Linked DNA regions of Mus musculus: region 2 is linked to region 1. The links are chromatin loops, found by intact Hi-C in ENCODE. Cell type or tissue: heart. All regions are shown on one strand. Links, peaks and the distances in the headings refer to the core of each region. The heading gives the core; the rest is flanking DNA. Region 1 has its middle 150 kb from the start of Ube3a. Region 2 has its middle 74 kb from the start of Atp10a.

What was found. Peaks named below come from ENCODE experiments on the same cell type or tissue, not always from the same donor. Only the 100,000 strongest peaks of a DNase experiment are listed, where the experiment ranks them.
Region 2: a loop joins it to region 1, with 8 times the contacts of the local background. A loop is called at or near these places in 19 of 42 quality-filtered maps.

Annotation. Positions count from the first base shown.
Region 1 is chr7:59,078,521-59,081,445 of GRCm38, forward strand. No RefSeq gene overlaps it. Among named protein-coding and RNA genes, the nearest start is that of Ube3a, 150 kb to the right of the region's middle. In heart, for the core only: a CTCF peak has its summit at 1,774 (motif pointing left); no DNase peak of the experiment used is centred there.
Region 2 is chr7:58,583,081-58,586,005 of GRCm38, forward strand. No RefSeq gene overlaps it. Among named protein-coding and RNA genes, the nearest start is that of Atp10a, 74 kb to the right of the region's middle. In heart, for the core only: a CTCF peak has its summit at 1,360 (motif pointing right); no DNase peak of the experiment used is centred there; H3K27ac peaks cover 390 bases.

The sequences.
Region 1 (2,925 bases), core at 250-2,749:
GTTATTGTTTTGTTGTTGTTGTTTGGTTATGTTTTGGTTTGGTTCAGTTTGCTGTAAGATGGGTTCTCACATTGTAGTTCAGCCTATTGTAAACTCACTAGGAAGTCTAGACTGAGTTTGGAATTGAGACAATCACCCTGACTCAGCCTCCCAAGCAGAGAGATTACAGGCTCACTTGGCTGATCATCACTGACATTTCTGTTCTTACTCCCAGATCCTATAACAGCACCCTGAAATCCATTTCATTTTTCATAGCTTCATTAGCTATATTATCTAAATGTATATTTTCATCTCTCAGCAAAAACAACACAACAAAACAGTACTTTTCCACTGTGAACCAGATGAACACACACTTTAGATTTTTCATCCATTCTTTTTTTTTTCCTTTTCCATTTTTTTATTAGGTATTTAGCTCATTTACATTTCCAATGCTATACCAAAAGTCCCCCATACCCACCCACCCCCACTCCCCTACCCACCCACTCCCCCTTTTTGGCCCTGGCGTTCCCCTGTACTGGGGCATATAAAGTTTGCGTGTCCAATGGGCCTCTCTTTCCAGTGATGGCCGCCTAGGCCATCTTTTGATACATATGCAGCTAGAGTCAAGAGCTCCGGGTACTGGTTAGTTCATAATGTTGTTCCACCTATAGGGTTGCAGATCCCTTTAGCTCCTTGGGTACTTTCTCTAGCTCCTCCATTGGGAGCCCTGTGATCCATCCATTAGCTGACTGTGAGCATCCACTTCTGTGTTTGCTAGGCCCCGGCATAGTCTCACAAGAGACAGCTACATCTGGGTCCTTTCAATAAAATCTTGCTAGTGTATGCAATGGTGTCAGCGTTTGGATGCTGATTATGGGGTGGATCCCTGGATATGGCAGTCTCTACATGGTCCATCCTTTCATCTCAGCTCCAAACTTTGTTTCTGTAACTCCTTCCAAGGGTGTTTTGTTCCCACTTCTAAGGAGGGGCATAGTGTCCACACTTCAGTCTTCATTTTTCTTGAGTTTCATGTGTTTAGGAAATTGTATCTTATATCTTGGGTATCCTAGGTTTTGGGCTAATATCCACTTATCAGTGAGTACATATTGTGTGAGTTCCTTTGTGAATGTGTTACCTCACTCAGGATGATGCCCTCCAGGTCCATCCATTTGGCTAGGAATTTCATAAATTCATTCCTTTTAATAAATCTTTCCACCTACTCTCACCATTAATATCTTCCAATCTTCCTAATAAAAAATAATACTCATTTTTTTATTTCATGACTTGACTGCAAACATTTTAAGGTACTACATTTTGTTTGAGTCTAATCTCTTCAAAAGGGGTTTCGAAATCCTAGAGGAGAGCTTTTTATCTGGTTCTGGATGCTTCTAATCACAGAACCTAACCTGAGATGATCGGTAGGTGTTCTGCAGTTATTATCCTTACTACTGAGACAGAGTCTTGCTACATAGCTTAAGATGACCTCAAACTCTTGATCTTCTTACCTCAGCCTTTCAGTGCTGGAATTGATAATATGTGTTACCACACCCAGTGATGTTTATTTTTCTGATGGGCCTTCATAGTGTAACTAAATATAGAAAAAGTGTGTCTCCATTCACATGTATGATTCTTCCTTAGAGGACACACAGTTCTTTTCCAGAAGAAAAATTATGACGTGATACGGCTTTACAAGAAACTGTGAGTGAGCTTGTTTTGTTTTAGAATAAGAAAATGCAAATTAAACTAATGTAAAAGCATTGAGGGGCTGCTGAAGTTTTACATGTAAACAGTGACATCTGCTGGTAACAACAGAGTGTCGTTCCAGTGCATGTCAACCATATTCAGGGTTCGGAACTTAGATTTCACTGGGGTTTCCCTTCGGAGAGACACTGAGCAGCTTGTCTGAGACCCGGAGATAGGACTCGCATTTAATGTGATTGTTTTGCTGTTGGGTTTTTTTTGTTGTTGTTAGTTTTTTTTTTTTGTTGTTGTTGTTGTTAATTTGACACAAGCTTAGACTCATCTGAGAAGAGGGAACCTCAACGGAGAAAATGCCTTACTTGTCTGTAGGCAAACCTCTAGCTCATTTTCTTGAAAAATGTTTGATACAGGAGGGCCCAACCACTGTAGGTGGTGTCACCACTGGGAAAGAGATACTATTGGAAAGAAAACTCAACAAACCAGAAGAAGCAAGTCAATAAGTAGAAGTCCTCCTTAGTCTCAGCTTCAGTTCCTTTCTTTAGGTTCCTGCCGTGCTTGAGTTCCTGCCTTGACTTGCCTCCTGAGGGGCTATAAGCTATAAGGTAAGGTAAACTCTTTGTCAAAGGTTGCTTTTGTGATTGTGCTCTATCACAGAAAGAAAAATGAAATTAAGATAATGAATATAGAGATAATATTCTGGGAAAATCATACATTTGATTAAGACAATGAAATGGAGGCTGGAGACATGTCTTACCACTTAAGACTTCTTACTGTTTCTGCAAAGAACAAAAGATTGATTACTAGCTCCAGCACTGGCCTGCTCAATCCATCTCCAAGATATCTCATATCTTCTCTAGTCTTGAAGGAATCAGTATTCATGAGCACATATGCCCACAAAGATACACATACATAAAATAAAACTAAAATTAAAATAGGATTTTATAATTAATAGTATATTAAATAATATATAATAATAACAATTTATATATAATAATGCATAATAATATTAGCTATTTAAAGTTCTTTATTTATCAGTTTCATTAGTGCCTCTTCAAACTCTGGTTATCTCCCCCTTGAGGTATATTTTTCACTTGATATAGTCCTACTTGTTTTAGAGGCAATATACTTGAAATATCAATCTTTTCATAGTTAAGCAACCTTGACTACATTTTGTTCTATAGTTCTGTTTTTCTTGCAATGTTGTTTTTTAAAGGCCAACAAGATAAAATCATATTCAAAATGAAA
Region 2 (2,925 bases), core at 224-2,723, 500 kb before region 1:
AGAACTTCCAGAGCTAACACAGAACTCTCCTACCTCTTCTAAATCCACTGTAAATGCTGACCCAGAGAAGACTCCTTCAGCAGAAGGTGTGCTGCTGTTAGAAATAAATATAATTCCAACAGAAGGTAGGGGTGCACACCTATAATCTCAGCAGTTAAGAGGCTTGTGAGCATGAGGCCATCCTAGGCTGTGCACAACCAGCGTCTGTAGCAAAATGAGCAAATGAAGAAATCAGGTCTACTCTACTAGATATTCTATGTGAAATTTAATTTGTTTCTACATCCACATCAGAATCCTTGCAGGTCAGAGGCGGGAGTCCAAGGGATGAGGAAATGCTTGTAGGCTGAGTGCACTGTAAGTATTCGGACTGCTTCTCTGAGGCTCTCTTCCCCCTCCATATGACTCTCAGGCTGGAAAGCCAGTGTGTTGTTTCTCATGCCTATGGTTCCCTGGGATTGTAAGAACTCCAATTGGTCCACCCCAACCGCCTCCTTCTATAATGGCCCAAGTATTTGATGGCAAACTATTAGATTTAGACAGTACATGCTCACTCCTCATATACCTTTCTACCAATACAAATTTACAAGCTAGGTATGGTGAGGCATAACACTCAAGAAGCTGAAGCAGGAGAATTTCAAAACCAAGTCGGCCTAGGCACAAAACAAATTCCAAGCCAGCCTGAGCTATACAACAAGACCTTGCTTCAGAGGCAGGAGGTATTTGTTACAAGAATTTTGCCAAGACAGTCAGGAACAGTGTGTTGGCCCTGCTGCCATCTTAGCAGTAGCTTCAAAAGGACAGTTTTAGCTTAGAAAAGCATGCTTTCCTCTTTTAGTGTGACACTTCTCAGAGAACATAGTAAAATAGAACTAAATGTTTTTTATTTAAAAGAAAAAGTCGCACTTTTATTTAAGGCCTACGAGAAGGATCCAGATGAAACGCAAGTCAATGTCAGATCAAGCCACTTTATATATATATATATATATATATATATATATATATATATATATATATATATATATATTAGGTATTTTCCTCATTTACATTTCCAATGCTATCCCAAAAGTCCCCCATACACTCCCCCCCACTCCCCTACCCACTTTTTGGCCCTGGTGTTCCCCTGTACTGGGGCATATAAAGTTTGCATGTCCAATGGGCCTCTCTTTGCAGTGATGGCCGACTAGGCCATCTTTTGATACATATGCAGCTAAAGACAAGAGCTCCGGGGGTACTGGTTAGTTCATAATGTTGTTCCACCTATAGGGTTGCAGCAGATCAAGCCACTTTAATTGCTTGACTTTTCCTCACAGAGGGTTCTGTCATCAGTGGTGTGGGCTGCTCACCACTAGATGGTGCCATTGTCTACAGTGCATGCCTTGCCTCTACACTTTTTGCCTTGGGGAGGGGCGAAGGAAAAATACCGGTTCACTTTAACCTATCATCCTGTATTAAGCATTAGCAAGATGCTTCTGAGTCATGTGCTGCTTCTTCAGAGGTTTTCACCTGAAGTCAGGATCCTCTTGGGTCTTCTCCAGGCTTGGAGGAAGGTGGTGAATTAGCCTCCATCTTAAGGTAGCACAGGTACCAGGAATGCAGCAGGGTGCATCAAGAGGATTTGAAAGAAAGACTCAAATTGAAATTGTTCTGGAGAGAAGCAGTTTTGTAGAGAAGAGTTAACAATGAGCTTGACAGAGGTACTGCATCTGAAGAACATATTCCCCCATAGGAAGATGATCTTAGGGTCTAGAGCCTGGGGTATAGGTACTGGGGACTGTGATCCACAGATTCCCTAGGCTGTCTGGAAGTGTGCCATCCTTGTGCAGTGATGACATAGCACCACATGTCATGCATGTACCACTTTATCCTCTTCCAAATGAAGCAGTGAGTTGAGGCATCTTCTACCTGGTTAAATAACAATGCTGGCTTCATTCCCTACAGGTAGCTTTCTTTGTACATAGACTGAGACCTGGGGAGCAGTTGAGCAGGAACTGCAAGAAATAGATGAGGGCAGAGGTACAAGGAGAACATCACCTCCCAAGCATCACAGAGAAGGCATCTGAGCTGCATGTCCATGAAGGGGCAGGCTGCACTGGTGCCTGTGATTTCTCAAGTGTGTCAATTACTATGAAATGACTAGGGGAAATATTGACTTTGCCATTTTATTGGTGGATTCTGGGGATTGAGCCCAGGGTCTTGTATATGCCAAGCACATATGTTTTACCAGTGAGCTGCAATCCTAGTCCTACTAGCAGTGGCTTTAAAGAGAATCTCAGAACACTTGAACTACTGTCCCAAAGACTAAACTACATGGGAGCGCTTACCTAATGTTGTGCCAAAGGGTGAAAGGAAGAGGTAACAGCAATCGTTTTGGGAACTTCTCAGTTATGTGAAATTTAGGGCTTATAAATTCTCAAAGACAGCCCAGAGGCAGGATCAAGAAGCCCAGGAGCTAGGTGGCAATGGTCCAAGCACTAGGATTTGCCACAGCTTGAGAGTGAGCAATCTGGATTTCATGTATGTGACATCCCCTGCTGTACACAGGACAGTTCCCTCTTTCAGACCAAGAAACAAGAGTGTTCTATAACAGAGCTTGAGTACTTTCCTCTGGGGGTGGAGCAAAGTATGTTTCAGTTTGGCAGTCCCTGTGGGAAAAGCACAGCCACACCCTTCAGGAGAGTAGAGACAAAAAGGCAACTCTGGGGGCTCCTTCTCCTCCCTTCCATTCTCCACAGCATGCAGGCACCACTGTGATCAAATGGGCAAGGCAAGTGTTATTTTAAGAACTGAAATTCTCCAGAACCCTGAAACACTCCAAGAATGTTCAAGGAAAGCTATTTTTATCCTTTGAAGGTTAGGCTAATATTTAATCTTCTCAAAACATCTAATATATTGCATAGATAAGCCCTTCTCTAGGTTCCCAAGAGA